3 separate regions of the Homo sapiens genome follow, and all the other regions are linked to region 1. A link is a contact called in ENCODE Hi-C or POLR2A ChIA-PET data. All regions are on one chromosome and are shown on one strand. Each heading gives the region's core, a stretch centred on a gene start or an enhancer-like site at or near the end of the contact. The rest is flanking DNA. Distances are from core to core; before and after follow the strand shown.

Region 1 (4,538 bases), core at 1-2,500:
CCAGCTACTCGGGAGGCTCAGGCAGGAGAATCTATTGAACCTGGGAGGTGGAGGTTGCAGTGAGCCGAGATTGCACCATTGCATTGCAGCCTGGGGGACAAGAGCGAGACTTCATCTCAAAAAAAAAAAAAAAGAAAAGAAAATATTTGTTGACTCCTGCCCTAGGCTGTAGCTCAGCCCTGTCATTCATGTGCAGTGCAATCTTGGGCAAGTGACTTCACCCCTCTGGGTCTCCTCACTTGTAAAATAGGAATAAAACTGCTCTCCAGAGATGAGGGATATATTTGTATTCTACTGTAGCACAACAAACTATGACAAATGTAGCAGTTTATAATAATCCCTATTGACTTCCTCATAGTTCTATAAGTCAGAAGTCCAGGTGGGTTTAACCGGGCTCCCTGCTTAGGGTCCCACAAGGCCAAAGTCAAGGTGTTGGCTGGGCTGGGCCCTTCTCTGAAGGCTCTTGGGGAGAATCCACTTCCAAGCTCATTCAGGTCATTGGCAGAATTCAGGTCCTTGCAATTGTAGTAACCAGGTCTTTCTTTTTTTTGTTTTTTTTGCGATGGAGTCTTGCTCTCTTGCCCAGGTTGGAGTGCAGTGGCCCAATCTCAGCTCACTGCAACCTCCACCTCCAGGTTCAAGCGATTTTTCTACCTCAGTCTCCCGAGTAGCTGGGATTACAGGCACCTGCCACCATGCCTGGCTAATTTTTGTATTTTTAGTAGAGACGGGGTTTCACCATGTTGGCCAGGCTAGTCTCAAACTCCTGACCTCAGGTGATCCACCTGCCTTGGCCTCCCAAGTGCTGGGATTACAGGCATGGGCCACTGCGCCCGGACCCAGGTCCTTCTTTATAGCTGCCAGCCAAGGTGCTGCTCTCTGCTCCTAGAGACTGTTCTCAGTTCTGTCTCAGGGACCCCTCCAACTCAGTAACTGAAAACCAGCCTCAAGTCAAATCTGTCTCCCACTATGAACCTCTGATGGCCTTTTCTAGCCAAAGAAGACTCTGCTTTCAAAGGGCTTCTGTGATTAGGTTAGGCCCACCCATCTCCCTAGCATAAGGTCTGCTGATTACTAACTTTAATGACATCCACAAAATTTCTCTTGCCATGTCACATAATTATAGCATTAACACCAGGGGGCAGAGGTCAGGAGAATCATCTCAGAATTCTGCCCACCATAGGTGCTGTGCCAAGGGACTCAGAGCACATGTGCTGTGAACACATTCCTTACAGGATCACTCCCTCTGTGCCAGGTGCCACCATGCCAGAAACAGAGGGCAGGACACAGGGACAGGTGGTGCATTCACAAATAATTTGGAAACAAGCCAGATGGTGACCAGAGCTTGCCTCTGAATGCCCCTTGTTGGGGATGCTATACAGAAAGCCCAGGATTTTTAGCTGAACCAACAAGGAGGCTTTGAAAAGGTGACATCTGAGCTGGGTTGTGATACACGTAAAATTTCAAGAAGCAAAGAAAGGGCTGGAACTGAGGGTAAAGAAGGGCTATCTGCTCAAGGCACACATTGATTACGAAAGGATACATCAGTATTATGTTAACAATGAACATAATTGTAAGCTTTTGTATAAACCAGCCTGTTAAGGATTACCAACAGAATAAATGTTAGCATATTTTGAACACCTACCAAATGCCAGGCACTATGTATACTAGGTACACTAGGTATATTGTATTCCTAGCTTATTTAATCTTCAAAGAACCCTACATGGTAGAACTTTTTCTTCTTACAACTTTTTTGAAATATAATTTGCATACTAGAAAAATCACTCATTTAAAGTGTACAATTTAATGGCTTTCAGTAAATTCACAGAGTTGTTCATCTATCACTACTAAAATCGAATCTATCTTAGAACAGTTTTATTACCCTCAGAAGAAATTCTACGCCCCTTAACCATGACACCCTAATTACTCCCTGGCTTCCAGTCCTAGGCAATCACTAATCTAACTTCTGAGTGTGGATTTGCACATTCTAAACATTTTATATAAATGAAAACATAGAAAATGTGACCTTTTGTGTCTGGCTTTCACATAATATGCTACGTGAAAGGTACATCCATGTCTTAACATGTGTTGGTACTTCATTCCTTTTTATTGCTGAATAATATTCCATTGTATGGATATACCACATTTTGCTTAATTATTCATTAATTGACAGACATTTGACTTGTTTCTACTTTTGGCCATTATGAATACTGCAGCTATGAACACTCACATACAAGTTTTTGTGTGGATGTATGCTTTCATTTTCCCTGGGTATGTAACCTAAGGATGAACTTGCAGGATCATATAGTTAATTCTACATTTAACTGATTGAGGATAAGATAGGAATTTGTATCTTCACTTTAGGATTGAGAAAGCTGAGGCTCAAAGAAGTTAAAATAGCTGCCCAAGATTATAGAACAGAGAAGATTGAAACACATATTCATCATACATCAAAGCTCTAGACTTCCATGGCTCTACATACATACAAAATAAGACAGAGGTCTCTTTTAACAAGTCTCATCTTAAAATATACATTTCTCAAGAGCAGAAATTTTTGTCTGTTTTATCTCAAAAAAAAAAAAATGTGATTTTGATTTCTCCAATTAGCTCCACATGAATGGGATTTTGAATCGAGCAAAGAGATAGGCAGGACGAGGACATTTTGTGGGCTTGAGTCCAGCATTGACTTCCTAACTCTAAGGCAATCTTCTGATTTAGTGCTTCCTGCCTTTGGATGAAGCAGGAGCTCCTCTGATGGACCAGCTCTATGTGGTGTTGAGAGCCATTTCTGGAAATTGAGCCTAGAGTTTCTGTCTTCAGCCCTTTGAGGCTGAGAGCCATCTAAACCACTTAACCCATTTCCCGTTTAGAAGAAAAGGTGCAGCTGGTTGCCAGTGCTCATTTAATTTTACATAAACATCCTCCTTGAAGCTGAAGCAAATCTGAATGATTTTTATCTTGAAAATAAAATATAAAAACTGTTTGTGAAGTTATTTCTAAACAAAACTTGTCTCTAGTCCTAATGTAACAGAAATGTATATGATGTCACATTAGGATTAGAAACATGAGTGTTCTCAGGGCAAGTGGGAAATAGGTTAATGAATTCTTGTCTTCTTAACCCACACAAGTAGACATTATAAGTCCCACTCCACAGATGAGTAAACAGAGGCTTCACTGGAAAAGCTAAATGTTTTGTTAGGGGTAACTCTACTAATAGTGGCAAAAGTAGAATTCGACCCAGATTTATCTAACCAGAAACTTGTGTTCTCCCCTATTACTGACCCCCTGTGACAGTCAAGGTGTAGAATAAACTAAAAGGCATTCCACCCCAAGAAAGGAGCTGAATGTTTAGTTAACAACAGAAGACACAGTGGATGGGAGTGGTAGAAGGTAAGATTTCATCGCTGCTGTGATAGTGTTATGGCCAGCATCCCAAGGAAGGCTTTATCCTGCCTTGATCTTCCCATAGGGTTCCTACCCAAGGTGCTATAGACAAGGAACAATAGCTAAATGCGAATCACTGGCTCACTTTGTTAGTATTTGACTTAGTGTCCAATAACTGCCAAAATGATAAAAGTCTGAGGTAGAGTATAAAACTTAGGCCTGGTCGAGCGCGGTGGCTCATGCCTGTAATCCCAGCACTTTGGGAGGCCGAGGTGGGTGGATCACCTGAGGTCAGAAGTTCAAGACCAGCCTGGCCAAAATGGCAAAGCACCATCTCTACTAAAAATATAAAAATTAGTGGAGTGTGCTGGCACACACCTGTAATCTTAGCTACTTGGGAGGCTGAGGCAGGAGAATCACTTGAATCCAAGAGGTGGAGGTTACAGTGAGCCAAAATTACACCACTGCACTCCAGCCTGGGTGACAGAGTGGGACTCTTTCTCAAGAAAATAAAAAATAAAAACATACTGCTGGATGCGGTGGCTCATGCTTGTAATCCCAGTGCTTTGGAAGGCTGAGACAGTCAGATCACAAGGTCAGGAGATCGAGACCATCCTGGCTAACAGAGTGAAACCCCATCTCTACTAAAAATACAAAAAATTAGCTGGGCATGGTGGCACATGCCTGTAGTCCCAGCCACTCGGGAGGCTGAGGCTTGAACCGGGGAGGTGGGTGTTTCAGTGAGCCGAGATCACGGCACTGCACTCCAGCCTGGGCGACAGAGCGAGACTCTGTCTCAAAAATTAAAATAAATAAATAAATAAATAAAAACATATTTAAGCCTGAGGCTAAAGTGAGTCTTTCTACCTGTCTCCATTCCTGCTAGAATCCAGTAGGCTCAGGTGAGTTCTGATCTTTAAGAAATACTAATCCCGTTTGGTTCAGCAAATATCTTAGGGTCAAAGGACATAAATGACTTCTGGAGTTGAAAAGGTGACCAGAGGCAGGTCTGATTGTAAAGGAAGGCAAAGAGTGCATCTATCTTACACAAATTCTTCCAGAAAATTGAAAAAGAGAGAACATGTTCTAATTCATTTTATGAGACCAAAAGAATCCTTAATGACAAAACTACAAGGACATTACATGAAAGAAAA
Region 2 (5,120 bases), core at 711-3,210, 250 kb before region 1:
GAAATTCCTTGAGAACCAAAGACAGACAGAACTCAGAGTCATTTCTCTGAGCCTCGCCTGAGACAAATGCACATCTGATTGCTTCCTCTGCACTGCTGTTAATTTAGATATGCAGGTTCACTGAGCCAGACTAAATTGTATTCAGTTGAATGCTTATCAAGGACTCAAGAATCCAGACTTTTATCTCTTATTTACTTATGACCTGGAAGCCCTCACCTCAAGTTGTCCTGCATTACTGGATCAAACCAAGAAAGAGAGAGAGGAAGGAGGAGGTGGAGAAGGAAAAAGGTAGGGAAGGAAGATCTTATACATATTGATTGATGTCTCATGCTTTCCTAAAATGTTTAAAAGCTGCTGGGCATGGTGGCTCACACCTGTAATCCCAGCACTTTGGGAGGCTAAGGCGAGCAGTTCACCAGGTCAGGAGACATCCTGGCTAACAGGGTGAAACCCTGTCTCTACTAAAAATACAAAAAATTAGCTGGTATTCATAGAAAATATAATTTTTAATTATCGAGTAATCTGAATAAATGAATATATCATAAAAAAATTAGCTGGGCATGGGGTCATGCACCTGTATCCCCAGCTACTTGGTAGGCTGAGTCAGGAGAATCGCTTGAACCTGGGAGGCGGAGGTTGCAGTGAGCCGAGATTGTGCCACTGCACTCCAGCCTGGTCGACAGAGCAAGACTCCGTCTCAAAAAAAAAAAAAAAAAAAAAAAAAAAGTAAGTGTAGGCAAATGTAGATGCAAATACACATCTGTTTACACAAATTCCTACTTTCAAAATCACAGAGAATGGTCACTTTTTAGCCTTTTTATGAATAAAATCCTGGATTCCATTTATTATTCCATTAGAACTTCTGTACCTATTTTGAAATTTGAGATTAAATTGTCTTTTGCTGAGTTTGCCCAGTTTATATTTCAAGTAATACTATATCATGGGAACACATTAGAGATTTTCTATATTTTTATGTTTTACATCAGTTTCTAAAACCTGGAAATTATCTTGTTTTGAATTTCTTATGAAAATGGAATACTATCCACTAAGAATATTCCATTAGCATACTGCAACTTAAAGTCAGGAGATCTAAACTTTTTCTGGTAACATTACCTATATTTAGTTTTTTAAAAAATGTTCTCTTTTTGTATATGCTTTTTAATTTGCTTTTAAAACATGTGCATAACATTTCCTTGAATTCTATTAATGGACCTCAATGCTTTAAAAAAATTTTTTGATAAAATAATTCAGTCTGAATGTGATGGTTCATGCCTATAATCCCAGTACTTTGGGAGGCTGACTTTGTAGGATTCATTGAGCCCAAGAGTTTGAGACCATTCTGGGCTATCTAGTGAGGCTTCATCTCTACAAATAAAAATATGATAACAAATTAGCTGAGCATGGGGCCACATGCCAGTGGTCCCAGCTACTCAGAAGGCTGAGACAGGTAAATTGCTCAAGCCTAGATTGCTGAGGCTGCAGTGAGCTGCAGTCATGACCCTGCACTCCAGCCTGGGTAACAGAGACTCCCTCTCAAGAATAAGAAAAACCCCACAGAGGATAAATAATAAAATATTCAATGTTTGTAATACTTCCTACTCAAAGGGCCAGAAGCCAGGAAGGTCATAAAAGCTGAAATTCAAAAACAATTGTTTTCATTTTTTAGTATCCATATAGTATATTACTTATAAGTGAAGATGACCTTATACACAAGGTTAAAGGCAAATACCCTCTGGGTTGGGCCTGCTCTGCTCAGGGAGGAAGCCCTGCCTGAAAAGGCGGCAGCCTAGGCTGTCATTCTTTCTTCTTTCAGCCCAGCGTCTGATCACATCTTTCATTCAGGGTTTGCGGGGGCAGGACCTTAGAAGTTATCCAATCAGGGACGCTGGGCTGGAAACCGTCCAATCAGGCACGGGGCAGGAGAGGACAGGGCGGCTTCCGGGATGTGGCGGGGCCTTTGTCTCTGGCTGCAGTTGGAGCTCTGCGTCTCGTCTTCGTTCTTCTGTGTCCTCTGCTGCTAGAGGTCCAGCCTCTGTGGCTCTGTGACCTGCGGGTATTGGGGGATCCACAGCTAAGACGCCAGGACCCCCCGGAAGCCTAGAAATGGTGAGAGTGCCGGTCCGACATCCCGAGAGGGGGAAGGGGCTGTGGCGTGACTCAGGCCTTCCCGCAGTCAGCTCCACAATCTGCGCGTGCCGGAGTTCTTGCCCAGCTCGGCCTCAATCCCCTTCAGCCATAAGATGGCGGCTGCTCTGGGAGGCAGCCCCGGGCGTCCTGTCTCTTCTCTGCGCAGTGACTGTGTCCCGGCCTGCAGCCCTCTGTGGGCAGCTCTGCAGCCGCAACGCGGCGTCTCTCCCAAATTGTGCAGGGGCCACAGGAGGGTCGTCAGGAGAGAATCCTGACTCGTGATGCAGTTTCATGAATAGGAAGAGCTTTGGTCCGTGGCATTTCTAGTCCCTCTTTTGGTCTATTAGAAACAGGAGAGTCGGCCGGGCGCGGTGGGTCACGCCTTTAATCCCAGCACTTTGGGAGGTCGAGGTGGGTGGATGACGAGGTGAGGAGTTCGAGAGCAGCCTGGCTAATATGGTGAACCCCGTCTATACTAAAAATACAAAAATTAGCTGGGCGTGGTGGCGCGCGCCTGTAATCGCAGCTACTAGGGAGGCTGAGACAGGAAAATCGCTTGAACCCAGGAGGCGGAGGATGCAGTGAGCCGAGATCGCGCCATTGCACTCCAGCCTGGGCCACAGAGTGAAACTCCCTCTGGAAAAAAAAAAAAAAAAAAACTAAACTAGATTTTCCTTTATTTCTGACATTCCCAAATGCCACCTTCTTCTCCGCAATTCACGTTATCAACTATTTTTTCTTTTTTTTCTTTTTTTTTTTTTTTTTGAGATGGACTTTCGCTTTTGCTGCCCAGGCTGGAGTGCAATGGTGCTATCTCGGCTCCCTGCAACCTCCGTCTCCCGGATTCAAGCGATTTTCTTGCCTCAGCCTCCTTAGTAGCTGGGATTACAGGTGCCTGCCACCACACCCAGCTAATTTTTTTTGTATTTTTAGTAAAGACGGGATTTCACTATATTGGCCAGGTGGTCTCGAACTCCTGAGCTCAGATGATCCACCCGCCTCAGCCTCCCAAAGTGCTAGGATTACAGCACTTAAAAATAGCCACCGAGCCGGGCTATTTTTTTTTTTTTTTTAGTGTACATTTTAGATACAGAGATACGTTTTAGATAAAGATATTTTAGATATCTGTATATTTTTGATACAGATATTTTAATTATTTTTTGAAAAATCATTGGATGGACTTAAATAAATTTTCCTTTCTTCTTTCCTTCTTCTTTCTTTCCTTCCTTCCTTCCTTCCTTCCATCTTTCCATCCTTGCTTCCATCCTTCCTCTCGCTTTGTTTCCCAGGCTGGAGTGCAATGGTGCAATCTCAGCTCATTGCAACCTCCCGGGTTCAACCGATTCTCCTGCCTCAGCCTCCCGAGTAGCTGGAATTACAGGCACCTGCCACCGTGCCTGGTTAATTTTTTTGTATTTTTAGTTGAGACAGGGTTTCACCTTGTTGGCCAAGCTGGTTTCGAACTCCTGACCTTGTGATCCACCCGCCTTGGCCTCCCAAAGTGCAAGGATTACAGGCGTGAGCCACCGAGTCCGGCCTAAATTTTGTTTTCTATTTGAAAATATTTTCCATATTGAAAAGAAAGCAAAAAATAATCCCCTTACACTGTTTGTAAAAAATAAAAATCTCTGTGCCTCTTTTCCTTTTCTTTTTTTCTTTACTTTTTTTTTTTTTTTTTTGAGACAGTGTTGCTTTGCTGCCCAGTCTGGAGTGCAGTGATGTGATCTCTGCTCACTGCAACCTCTGCCTCCCTGATTCAAGTGATTCTTTTGCTTCAGCCACTCCAGTAGCTGGAACTACCGGCACCTACCACCATTCCCAGCTAATTTTTGTATTTTTGTTAGAGACAAGGTTTTTCCATGTTGACCAGGCTGGTCTCGAACTCCTAACCTCAGATGATCCACCCGCCTCCGCCACCATGCCTGGCCTCTTTTTTCTTTTTGTTTTCCCTAGGCACAGGACTCTTTTTTTTCCCCCGCCCCGCCTTAAGATGGAGTTTAGCTCTTGTTGCCTAGGCTTGACTGCAGTGGAGCCATCTCAGCTCACTGCAACCTCTGCCTCCTGGGTTCAAGCGATTCTGCTGACTCAGCCTCCCGAGTAGCTAGGACTACAGGGATGCACTACCACGCCTGGCTAATTTTGCATTTTTAGTAGAGACAGGGTTTCCCCATGTTGGTCACGCTGTTCTCAAACTGCCGACCTCAGGAGATCCACCTGCCTCGGCCTCCCAAAGTGCTGAGATTATAGGCATGAGCCACCACACCCAGCCAGAGACTTTTTCAGAATGTTTTTAGGTCAAGTTTTTCCTTTCGAAAAATGTGGGTGATTTTTCCTCAGCCACACTTCATTTTGTTGTTTTTGTTTTTTTTTTCTGATCCTGGGTTTCAGTACTGTCTAGGGATAAACCAAGATAACCACCATGGCTATGTGTGCTACAGTGTCACAGCCTGGGTGTAGTGGCTCATGCCTATAATCCCAACACTTTGGGAGGCCGAGGTGGGTGAATCACCTGAGGTCAGGAGTTCAAGACCAGCCTGGCCAACATGGTGAAATCCCGTCTCAACTAAAAATACAAAAAAATTAGCTGGGTGCAGGGGCAGGCGCCTGTAATCCCAGCTACTTCGGGAGGCAGAGGCAGGAGAATCGCTTGAACCTGGGAGGCCGAGGTTGCAGTGAGCTGAGGTCGCGCCATTGTACTCAGCCTGGGCGACAAGAGGGAAACTCTGTTTAAAAAATAAATAAATAAAATAAAATAAAAATTATCATTTACCTTTCTCTTTCCCAGAGTGAGTTTAGGAATCTTCTCAGGTGTCTTTTATTTTATGGCTGGGTGATTTTCAACAGAATTCCAAGGCTTAGCTTTTAGAATGCTACCAAGGAAAAGAATAGGGAAAATCTATTTTATTTGGCTGTACAAAATTAATACATTTTTATAAGAAAACGTGGTATATAAGTGGTGAGTTACACAGATTCATAAAAACATCAGTTACTCT
Region 3 (5,120 bases), core at 1,632-4,131, 180 kb after region 1:
TGAAAACACTTCCAGGCAGTATCAAGTTTCATCTCATAATATTTAGCATGAAACTCACAAATCAAGATAACAGGATTTGAACAGAGATATTCACTGTCAAAAATTTACCTTGCAAAAAAAGGAACTTACGTTTTTATGAATCTACGTAACTCACCAATTACCTACCGCATTTTCTCATGGAAATGTATTCATTTTCTACAGCAAAAATGAAATGGAGATTTTTTCTCTCCTTTTTCTTGGCAGCACTCTAAAAGCTAAGCCTTGAAATTCTGTTTGAAATCACCCAGCTATAAAAAAAACACACCTGAGAAAATTCAAAAACTCACTCTGGGAAAGAAAAAGGTACATGAGAATTTTTAACAAATGACATATATGATTAGATATAATTTTTTGAAACCCAAATCTTTTATGCCCTTTGTAAATATTTTTCTACCTTTTCAAGTCCTACTAATATAATGCAATTTACAGCTAAAAAACTGAGGTCAAAATAAGTGAACAAATCTCTTCAAGGTGACAAATCCAGGAGTGGCAGTGCTGGTTAAATAACAGATGTGGGCCGGGCATGGTGGCTCACACCTGTAATCCCAGCACTTTGGGAGGCCGAGGCGGATGGATTATGAGGTCAGGAGATTGAGACCAGCCTGCCTAACACAGTGGAACCCTGTCTCTACTAAAAACACAAAAAATTAGCCGGGCATGGTGTCAGGCACCTGTAGTCCCAGCTACTTGGGAGGCTGAGGCAGGAGAATGGCGGGAACCCGGGAGGGAGAGCTTTCAGCGAGCCGAGATCGGGCCACAGCACTCCAGCCTGGGCGACAGAGTGAGACAAAAAAATAAAAATAAAAAAATAAAAAATAAAAAATAAATAAATAACAGATGTGTCTGACTCACCTTTCAAGTCAGGCCATTCAATAACTTGAGAGATTCTTCCACCCACTCCTGCTCACTTGTGTGCTCAAGAACCACCCATTCAGGAGACACTGCAGTATTTCTTGGTGACTGTCCCAGTTGCGTTTTACTTTGCAAGCTCTTACACCATCTCACTGGAGTCAGTTTTGTTTTTGTTCTTGTTGTTTGTCTTTTGGGATACTATTTTTTGGGCCACAAATTTTTCACTTTTTTTTTTTTACTCTTTTTCTTTTACTATATTAATTTCACTATTTTTCTGCCCCCTTAGAGAATCCAGGGGGCAGAAATTATTTCTGTGTTTTCCCCTCATTACCAGCATCTGATTGGCTGACCAGCAATTTGTCTCCAAGAAATGGAAGCCTGGTTGAGGGAAGGCAATTTTAACATTTCAAAGGGTTACCCGTTTCAAAATAAGAGTACACCGGAAGATTCCCCTCAGCCCCAGAATATCCACTTGCTCCCTTGAGAGGATACACTCCATACCTCAGGTCATCTTATGGGAGAAAATAAACCAGAAGCTGAGATCCAATGGACACTCTAGCTAACATAACCATGGCAGTTATCTTGGTTTATCCCCAGATAGTACTGAAACCCATGACCAGGAAAAAACCAAAGGGTGGCTGAGGACACATCACCCCATAGATTTTCCAAAGGAGAACTTCGACCCAAAAACATTCTGGTAACATCTCTGTGCCTAGACAAGATGAAAGCAAAAGAGACAGAGATTTACTACAATGCAGTGTCAGGGTATTATTATTTGCCTTCTTTTCATGGGAAATATTTACAAACAGATAACAAATCTCTTTAAATGCACCATTTAACCATTTAATGCTTTGCCAAAAAAATAATTAAAATATGGTATAAAAAAGTACAGTAAAAGACAAATAGGCGATAATGTGAATTAGGGAGGAAAAGGTGGCATTTAGGAACGTCAGAGGAAACTGGAAATTATCTTACTGCAAGCCAGAGTGAGGCCGGAGAAATGGGGGATTGGTTCCAAGACTCTGCTTGGGACACAGGTGAAAAATACAGCAGAAAATCAGTTCCCTGTGGAGTGTGAAAATAATTAAGTGGCAGGCAATTAGACTGAGGTATTTCTAGTCCCTGAATTCTTACTTTAAAAAAAAAATCTAACTCAGGTGCATTATTTTTAATTACTACATTCAGAGAAACAAAATTCAGGCTTCAGCAACTGTAAACTGCCAATTAAGCTCTGATTACATAACCAGGAAATTTTCACCTTTAACGCACATATTAAGAAACCATGTAACTGTACCTAACCAATTAGTAAATTTGGTTTCTTCATCATGCATTTTATAAAAGACTTTCCTTCAAGCCTCTCCCACAGACCACAAACTACAAACCATAGCTGGGTGCTCTACAATTCTAGAACCACTCTTTGATTACATTCTTTAATATTTTTGCAGTGACGCCCATAAATTTTTAATAGGAGAAAATAGCAACTGGGAACCCCACGGACCAAAGCTCTTCCCATTCATGAACCCGCACCCCAAGTCAGGATTCTCCCCTGATGACCCTCCCGTGGTCCCCGCACAATCTGAGAAAGACGCGGCGCTGCGGGTGCAGAACTGCCAGAGAGGACTCCAGGCAGGGCACAGTCACAGTGCAGGGAAGAGACAGGACGCCCGGGGCCCCGGCTGTTGGCGCAGCCGCCAACTTACGGCTGAAGGAGACTGAGGCCGAGCTGGGCAAGGAGAACTCAGGGAGCAGATTGTGGAGCTGACTGCGGGGAGGCCTGAGTCCCGCCACAGCCACTTCCCACCGGTTCCGAGCAACTCCTTCCCCTCTCTCGTGATGTCGGACCCAGCACTCTCACCATGTCTAGGCTTTCAGGGGGTCCTGGCATCTTAGCTATGGATTTCCCAGTATCTTCAGGTCACGAAGCCACACACGCTGAGGACACAGAGCAGTGAAGGGTAGACCTGGAGCTCCGGCAGCAGAGAGAAACAATGGCCCAGCCACATCCCGGAAGCCGTCCTCGCCGCTCCAAATGTGTGCCTAATTGGACGGTTCCCAGTTCTGCGTGTCTGATTGGATACGGTTTAAGGGCCCGCCCCTTCAGGCCCTGAGTGACAGAAGATATGACCAAATGCTGGGCGGAGTGAAGAAAGAGTGATAGCCTAGGCTGCAGCCTTTTCAGGCAGGGCTTCCTCCCTGAGCTGAGCCAGGCACACCTTAGAGGGTATTTTCCCTTAACCTTGTGTATAAGGTCATAAGCACTTATAAATAATATATGGCTATTCACAAATTTAAAAAAATAATTATTTTAAAATTTCAGCTTTTATGACCTTCCTGGCTCCTAGTCCTTTGAACTAGCAGCCTGAGATTTTTAAAAGGAGCCAATCTTATGAAATAAGATGTGAGCCACATGTGAATTTTAAATTTTCTAGTAGCCAGACTTTAAAAATAAAGAAGGGCCGGGCGCAGTGGCTCACGCCTGTAATCCCAGCACTTTGGGAGGCCGAGGCGGGTGGATCGCCTGAGGTCAGGAGTTTGAGACCAGCCTGGCCAACATGATGAAACCCCGTCCCTACTAAAAATAAGAAAAAATAACCAGGCGTGGTGGTGGGCGCCTGTTATCCCAGCTACTCGGGAGGCTGAGGCAAAATAATCGCTTGAACCCGGGAGGTGGAGGGAGGCAGAGGTTGCAGTGAGCCGAGATCGCCCCACTGCACACTCCAGCCTGGTCAACAAGAGTGAAACTCCATCTCAAGAAAAAAAAAGAAGAGAGAAAGAGAGAGAGAGAAAGAAAGAGTGAAAGAGAGAGAGAGAGAAGGAAAGAGGGAAGGAAGGAAAAGGAAGGAAGGAAAAAGAAGAAAGAAAAGTGAAGAGAAGAGAAGAAAGAAAATAAAAGTGAAAGAAAAGAAAGCCGGGTGTAGTGTCCCATGCCTGTTATCTCAGCACTTGGGGAGGCCGAGGCAGGCGGATCACCCGAGGTCAGGAGTGCAAGACCAGCCTAGCCAACATGGTGAAACCCCGTCTCTACAAAAATACAAAAATTATCTGGGTATGATGGCAGGTGCCTGTAATCCCAGCTAATAGAGAGGCTGAGGCAGGAGAATCACTTAAACCCAGGAGGCAGAGGTTGAGGTGAGCCAAGATCACGCCATTGCACTCCAGTCTGGGAAACAGAGCAAGACTCCATCTCAAAAATAAAAAAATTTTAAAAAGAAGGAGAAGAAACAGGTGAAATTCATTGTAACAATTTAATTAACCCAATATATCCAAAATATTATCATTGTAATATGTGAGCAATATGTAAAGATTAATGAAGTATATATATATTTGGAACTGTATCTTTGAAACTAACTCTGTATTTTACCTTTCTAGCAAATTGCAGCGACATTCCAGGCACCCAGTAGCCGGCCATACATGGCCAATAGCTGTTGTATTGAATGTGTCAGCTCTGACGTCAGGAAGGTGAAGGGTCTGAACGTCCATATTCTGCCAGTGGTGAGGGGACAGCCTCTCTCTACCAAAGTCTCTGTGCTGTTCCGAGGGTGGAACAGATAGTGGCCATAGAAAGGTCAGAAGATATCAAGAATAAAATCACCACAGGTAGACCACTGCTGGCCACCTGTTGCCCACCTTTCTTCTAAAGATCATACAGTGAACAAAGAATGATAGGGCCACCAGGCGCGGTGGCTCACGCCTATAATCCCAGCACTCTGGGAGACCGAGGTGGGCGGATCACTTGAGGTCAAGAGTTCGAGACCAGCATGGACAACATGGTGAAACCCGGTCTCTACTAAAAATATATACACTGGCTGGGCGTGGTGGCGTATGCCTGTAATCCCAGCTACTCAGGAGGCCGAGGCAGGAGAATCACTTAAACCTGGGAGGCAGAATTTGCAGTGAGCCCAGATCTTGCCACTGTATTCCAGCCTGGGCAACAGAGCGGGACTCCGTCTCAAAAAAAAAAAAAAAAAAAAAGCCTGGGCACGGTAGCTGTCGCCTGTAATCCCAGCACTTTGGGAGGCTGAGGTGGGCAGATCACAAGATCAGGAGTTCGAGACCAGCCTGGCCAATATGGTGAAACCCCATCTTTATTAAAAATACAAAAATTAGCCGTGCATGGTGGTGGGTGACTTTAATCCCAAGCTACTCAGGAGGCTGAGGCAGGAGAATCGCTAGAATCTGGGAGACAGAATTTGCAGTGAGCCCAGATCTTGCCACTGCACTCCAGCCTG

The links. A loop is a pair of places that touch in the nucleus more often than their neighbours do. ChIA-PET counts read pairs that join two places held with the same protein, here RNA polymerase II (POLR2A).
Region 2: a loop to region 1 is called in a map of CD8-positive, alpha-beta T cell, with 3 times the contacts of the local background. The contact joins the promoter of ZNF43 here to the enhancer-like site in region 1. A Hi-C loop is called at or near these places in 2 of 168 maps with a recorded cell type or tissue (CD4-positive, alpha-beta T cell and CD8-positive, alpha-beta T cell). POLR2A ChIA-PET finds 5 or more read pairs at or near these places in 6 of 52 experiments (CD4-positive, alpha-beta T cell, CD8-positive, alpha-beta T cell, T-cell and 3 more).
Region 3: POLR2A ChIA-PET joins it to region 1 with 5 read pairs in CD8-positive, alpha-beta T cell. The contact joins the promoter of ZNF493 here to the enhancer-like site in region 1. POLR2A ChIA-PET finds 5 or more read pairs at or near these places in 5 of 52 experiments (CD4-positive, alpha-beta T cell, CD8-positive, alpha-beta T cell, activated T-cell and 2 more).

Annotation. Positions count from the first base shown.
Region 1 is chr19:21,578,588-21,583,125 of GRCh38, reverse strand. The region is part of intron 3 of LOC101929007 (a long non-coding RNA gene); the gene reads left to right. Among named protein-coding and RNA genes, the nearest start is that of ZNF429, 75 kb to the right of the region's middle. Within about 2 kb of position 1,250, at least 3 of the 41 ENCODE cell types and tissues checked have a DNase peak (open chromatin) inside an H3K27ac peak, as active enhancers do; they include CD8-positive, alpha-beta T cell, where a contact is called at or near this core.
Region 2 is chr19:21,833,022-21,838,141 of GRCh38, reverse strand. ZNF43 (zinc finger protein 43) reads left to right here and starts at 1,960. Exons shown (of 4, transcript NM_003423.4): 1 at 1,960-2,106. The coding sequence starts at 2,104. RefSeq lists enhancers at 923-1,895, 2,007-2,166, 2,187-2,236, 2,277-2,366, 1,896-2,869.
Region 3 is chr19:21,394,894-21,400,013 of GRCh38, reverse strand. ZNF493 (zinc finger protein 493) reads right to left here and starts at 2,881. Exons shown (of 4, transcript NM_001076678.3): 1 at 2,747-2,881. The coding sequence starts at 2,776. RefSeq lists a silencer at 2,604-2,842.